2 separate regions of the Homo sapiens genome follow, and region 2 is linked to region 1. Evidence: chromatin contacts called from ENCODE Hi-C data. All regions are on one chromosome and are shown on one strand. The core of a region is the stretch at or near the end of the contact, and the rest is flanking DNA. Distances in the headings are between cores, read along the strand shown. Region 1 overlaps INSR (insulin receptor). Region 2 holds the start of CD320 (CD320 molecule).

Region 1 (3,086 bases), core at 580-3,079:
GTGGTGGGTGAGAATAGAGGGTGCACTGGCCCGGCGAGTTCGGAGATGCGGACCCTCCCCCCCTGCAATGTGAGGAATTTTGCTGTGTGACCCTAGTGAGCCGCTGCACCTTTCTGGACCCCTCCCGAGGGAGGCCTGGGGTCAGGGGGCCCCTCGGCAGTCCCGGGAGCTGCCACGCGGTGACCCGATCTCCTCCCGGGCACACGCCCAGCGCCGCGCGCAGCCTAAGCCACCCCGGTGGATGCTTGATGAGCCCTTGCAAGCTCGGTTTCTCCTTTTCCCTAGCTTTTTCCAAAGTTCCATCCGTGGCAGACTCGACCTGCGGGGTCTGCAGCCACGAGGGGCCCTCCCAGGGCGCCCTTTCCTCTGGCCGGGACCGCCCGGCGGCGGCCACTGCCCGAGCGCCAGTCTGGGGAGCGGAGCCCGGCGCACCCGGGGGGCGGGGCCAGCGCCCCTGCAGCACGCCCGCCCATTGGCTGAGCGCGAGGGCGGCGCTGCGGCCGCCGCAACCGCCGGGGCCGGATTCCCCGGAGCGGAGTGCGCCCCGGGCTTTGTGCTGCGCTGAGGCCTCCGGCTCGAGGGGGCGGAGCCTTGAGCGCCTAGGGCTCCCTCCCTCGCCCCCATGGGCACACACGCAGACACGGGCACACACGCAGACACACACACACGCCCATCATGGACACACACACACGCTCGCCCACCATGGACACACACACACTCCCACCATGGGGACACACACACACTCCCACCATGGGGACACACACACACACACACACACACACACACTCTCACTCTGGAACCGACCAATCCTGGGGCTGCACAGACACACACGCGCACACACTCTCTCTCGTTCTCTCTCTCTCTCTCTCGTTCTCTCTCTCTCTCGCTCTCTCTCCCACTCTGGAACCGACCAATCCTGGGGACACACACACACACACACACACACTCCCACTCTGGAACCTGCCAATCACACACACACACACACTCCCACTCTGGAACCTGCCAAACACACACACACACTCCCACTCTGGAACCTGCCAAACACACACACACACTCCCACTCTGGAACCTGCCAAACACACACACACTCCCACTCTGGAATCTGACACACACACACACACACACACCCAAACACACACACTCCCACTCTGGAACCTGACACACACACACACACACACACACACACACCCCCACTCCCACTCTGGAACCTGCCAATCCTGGGGCTGCTCTAGCGAGGAGACCCCTGGGACCCCGCCTCCTTCCGGGCCTCTGCGTGCGCAGTATATCTCCTAAGAGATCCGCAGCATGGAGAGGGCCCGCCCCCGTGGACGGACTCACTCCCTCCCCACTCACTCACTCACTCGCTTACTCACTCACTCACTCTCTCTCCGAAGAGAAGAAGCCTGCGGCTCCCGAAGCGGGAAGGCCCTCTGGTACTCTGTTCCCTTTCTAGCCTCTATATGCGCCGTATGTCTCCAAAGAGCTGCGCAGTTCTATTCCAAAGGCGTCATCGCGTGTGGGGCGGTATTGTCAGGCAAGGAAAAGGGGCGCTTCCCCGCTTCAAGGACACGCGCTCCTGCGGTCGTCGCTGCTGACCACGAAGCTGTCAAAAGTTCACCTCCTTGGCTGCCCCCAACCCCTGCCCCTTTGCCATTAAATCATTTACTAGATTCCAACTAGAGGAATTTGGCTCCGGGGACTCGAACCTCTGAGGTCAGGGTCTGGGGCCAGTGTGGGAGAGAAAGGCCTTGAATGGAAACAAAATAAATTACTTTAAGGAGTTTATAAAACTCACACTTATAGGGAGAGCCGCGGGGCCCTGTGGTCAATGTACCAGCAGGCCCATGACGCAACTGTTCCGTTTGGAAATTTCTGGAAAGCAGTAATTTTTGGAATCATAAATCTTGAGTATTTTTTTTTTAAACTTTGGAAAGGTTTTTAAACTTTTTTTTTTTAAGTTTTTTTTAAACTTCGGAAAGTTTTAAGCTTTGGAAAGAATGTAACAAAATGTTATTAACATATGTGGAGCTATCGAATCATTTAATGGTGGTTTCTGTATTTTCTGTTTTGTTTTTTATCACATACCTTCTTAATTAAGAAAAACCCAAACTAATTTGAACTTTAAAAGGGAGGCAAACAAAAAAGTGTCAGAGTGACTGGATTTTTGTGCGCAAGTCATTTAACAATGCAGCGCTGCGTCTCCTATTTCTCTGGCTTTTAACCTTGCTTTGGACAAATTGGTCGCTTTTTGTTTTGATGTCGTTTCAAGCTTACGGAAAAATTGCAAGATTATATCTAGATCAATCAATTGTTTACGTTTTATTCTACTTGTTTTATTACCTTTCTAATATATTTATGCACACACATTATATACATTTTTTTCCCCTGAACTATTTGAGAGTTAGTTGCAGGCATGATACATACTCCTTAATTCTTCAGTGGATATTTCCTAAGAACAAGAAAGTTCTGAGGCCAGGCGTGGTGGCTCATGCCTGTAATCCCAGCACTTTGGGAAGCTGAGGCGGGCGGATCACCTGAGGTCAGGAGTTCGAGACCAGCCTGACCAACTTGGAGAAGCCCCGTCTCTACTAAAAATACAAAATTAGCCAGGCGTGGTGGCACATGCCTGTAATCCCAGCTACTCGGGAGGCTGAGGCAGGAGGTTCGCTTGAACCTGGGAGGCAGAGGTTGCAGTGAGCCGAGATGGTGCCATTGCACTCCAGCCTGGGCAACAAGAGCGAAACTCCGTCTCAAACAAAAAAAAAAAAAAAAAGAAAGAAAAGAAAGAAAGTTCTCTTACATAATGATGGTACTGGTGCCGTTGTCAAAATCAGGAAATTAACATTGATACAGTATTTTAATCCAATGTCTTCTATAATCTTATCTGTTGTCTCAATATTGCCCTATATAGATTTTTTTTCCTAGGCGAAGGTTCCAATCTAGGATCACACTTTGCATTTGAATGCTGCTGTCTCTTAAGTCCGCACAATTCCTCAGTTTTCTGTGTCTTTCCCAACATTGGCTTTTATTTATTTATTTATTTATTTATTTTTATTTTTTTTTGAGGCGGAGTCTTACTCTGTCAC
Region 2 (2,955 bases), core at 456-2,955, 1.1 Mb before region 1:
TGGTCACCCTGCAGCTCAACGGGGAAGGCAGAGGACAGTAAGGGCTGCTCACAGGGAAGGCAAACCTAGGGCAGATCAGGAAAGGCCTCCCTGAGCCAGATCCCATTATGCTGGGGCTGTGGGATAAGAATGAATTCGCCCCAGAAGGAAGGCAGCTGGTTCCTGGGGAGGAGACAGAAATCTGCAAAGGGAGGGTGTCCAAGTCTGGCTGCAGGAGCCACCCAGTGACCCTACGCAGGGGAGTGTCATGGCTTCCCCAGGGCACAGCCCCAGACCCTTCAGCAGCTAAAAAAGATCAGCTGTGGACCAAGAGGGTGCTGAGACCGCCCTGCCCTCTGGAAGGGGAAAGGCCACGGCTACAGGCAGCAGGTACCAGTGTCCCAGAGTGGGTCCTACAAAGGCTAACACCTTCCTGGAGAAGGTGGGATTCTGCTTGGGGCAAAAGGATGAATCAGATTCAGAAAGGTCAGGAGGGAAGGAAAGACTAGGCAGGGTGTGCAGAGGCCACAAGGAGGGCAAGACCCTAGGCAAGGCATGCCGCTGACGGCATCTGAACCAAGTTTTATGACCACAACTTTTTTTTTTTTTTGAGACAGAGTCTCACTCTGTCACCCAGGCTGGAGTTCAATGATGTGGTCTCGGCGCACTGCAACCTCCGCCTCCCGGGTTCAAGCGATTCTCCCATCTCAGCCTCCCTAGTAGCTGGGACTACAGGAGCATGTTACCACACCCGGCTAATTTTTGTATTTTTGGTAGAGACGGGAGTTTTACTATGTTGGCCAGGCTGGTTTAGAACTCCTGACCTCGTGATCCGCCTGCCTCGGCCTCCCAAAGTGCTGGGGTTAACAGGCGTGAGCCAGCGCGCCGGCCAACTTTTCTAACAAATGGGGTCTCACTGTCACCCACGCTGGAGTGCAGCCCCAAGTGATTCTCCCACCTCAGCCTCCTGAGTAGCTGGGACTACAAATTAGAGCCACCATGCCCAGCTAATTTTCTTTTTTCTTGAGGCGGGCGGGGACTTGCTGTGTTGCCCAGGCTGATCTCGAACTCCTGGGCTCAAGCGATCTGCCCGCCTCTGCTTCCCAAAATGCTGGGATCACACACGTGACCCACCGCGCCCGGCCTTTATTATTAAATTTAATTAATTAATTGATTTCCTTTCCTTTTTCCCCCCCAAGCAACCCGACTCCGAGAATGGACGTTTCATTTATTCATTTACTCACCAAATGTTTACTAAGAGCCTACTATGAGTCAAGCACTATGTGTCAGATCCTGAGAATAAAGCAGTGAGCAACAGAAGATCCCTGCCCTCCAGTAGCTAGCATTCTATGGGGACTCGGACAACAAACCAGAATAAGTAAATAAAATAAATTACCTGTCGGCGCCACAAAAGCAGTGGGATGAGGGAGGAAATGCGGAGTGCCTGAGGGGCGTGGCTGCCATATTAAAGAAGATCACGAGGCAGTAACATTTGCAGCAGTCCTCATTTGGAACGGGAAATAATGCAAATGAACACCAACAAATTCCTTCCCATCCCCAGAAGTTTCTAACTTCAAGCGGGCTCCATACCTTTCAACTGATCTGGTCACTGGGGAAAGTGGGGACGGGCCTCTAATTCTCTTTTCCCTGCTATTCTGACATTTACGGTACGCGTAGCCGCGGGCGCCGCAGAACTCAGGGGCTTGGGCCCCGCCCCAACCCCGCGCGTGCGCGTGCGCAGGGATAAGAGAGCGGTCTGGACAGCGCGTGGCCGGCGCCGCTGTGGGGACAGCATGAGCGGCGGTTGGATGGCGCAGGTTGGAGCGTGGCGAACAGGGGCTCTGGGCCTGGCGCTGCTGCTGCTGCTCGGCCTCGGACTAGGCCTGGAGGCCGCCGCGAGCCCGCTTTCCACCCCGACCTCTGCCCAGGCCGCAGGTGAGTGACGCCCCGCAGCGCGGGCTCCCACCCCTCGCGAGGCTTCGCCCCGCCGCCGCGCACCGACAACGCCTAGTCACTGGCTGCACCGCACGTCAGTTCATGACACTCCCCCAGCACGTGGACTTGGACTTCATCGCTTGTGGGAAGGCGCGCACTGGTGCTAGGAAGACCCCATGCTGGGGGAGGGGAGGAGGGTGTCTCCACCTGCCTTTAACGGTTTTGCTCCGGCCCTGCACACCGTCTCCACACCTGCTGTGCCCTGTCGTCCCCCATTGTCACCTCCAAGCCGCCCTTCATACCAGCGTGGTCAGGAAAGCTCTTAGCAGGCTCAGATTGTCCGACCGCTAATCACGCAGGACGGGTCACCTGGTGCCTCTCGCACCTTTGCCTTCCAAACCCTCGCGCCCAGGCCTTGTGACCGTTCCGCAACCGTCCCTGCCCTCCCAGTCTCTCCTCCTTTGTCCTCCATCCTTAGAGAACGCGAGGTCTCTCCCCCCCATGCTACTGCAGGCTCTCGCAGAGACTGGGGTCACAAGTTGAATATACCCCCGTGGACGTGTTCGCCCTGGCCTAAGAGGTATTGGTGGCCAGTGGGGACGGGCTCCCTCTCTGATACCCCTAGAGGCAGCTGGAGGGTTGGAGTGGCCTCCCTGTGCACTCAGGCACTCCCAACTTGCAGCCCTGGGCTCAGGCTCACACACTTTCCCAGCTCCTTTGTGCATTCCGCACTTCTAGGTCCCTGGACTCATCCCAAAGTCCCTGACATTCACGTTAAATGTTCCTGGGTTTTTTTTTGTTTGTTTTTTTTTAAGGAGGCAGCGTTCACGTTAACCAAGTACAAAAGTTTTTGTTTTTTTTTTTTTGAGTCTCCCTCTGTCGCCCTGGCTGGAGTGCAGTGCAATGTTGGCTCACTGCACCCTCCGCCTCCCGGGTTTAAGCAATTCTCATGCCTCAGCCTCCCGAGTAGCTTGGGACTACAGGCACCGTCACCATGCCCGGCTAATTTTTGTATTTTTAGTAGAGATGGGGTTTCACCAT

What was found. Hi-C counts contacts between places; a loop is a spot of excess contacts on that map. Pooled maps may share reads with other maps.
Region 2: a map of CD8-positive, alpha-beta T cell shows a loop between it and region 1 (20-fold over the local background). The contact joins the promoter of CD320 here to the enhancer-like site in region 1. A Hi-C loop is called at or near these places in 7 of 168 maps with a recorded cell type or tissue (B cell, CD4-positive, alpha-beta T cell, CD4-positive, alpha-beta memory T cell and 3 more) and 5 of 50 pooled maps.

What each region holds. Positions count from the first base shown.
Region 1 is chr19:7,195,619-7,198,704 of GRCh38, reverse strand. All of the region lies in intron 2 of INSR (insulin receptor), which reads left to right. Among named protein-coding and RNA genes, the nearest start is that of INSR, 97 kb to the left of the region's middle. RefSeq lists a silencer at 60-689 and enhancers at 521-1,357, 1,170-1,369. Within about 2 kb of position 1,829, at least 11 of the 41 ENCODE cell types and tissues checked have a DNase peak (open chromatin) inside an H3K27ac peak, as active enhancers do.
Region 2 is chr19:8,307,108-8,310,062 of GRCh38, reverse strand. CD320 (CD320 molecule) reads left to right here and starts at 1,705. Exons shown (of 5, transcript NM_016579.4): 1 at 1,705-1,914. The coding sequence starts at 1,773. It also overlaps a transcript of NDUFA7 not described here. RefSeq lists enhancers at 877-1,406, 1,462-2,201, 2,086-2,215, 2,202-2,942 and silencers at 1,603-1,941, 1,916-2,005.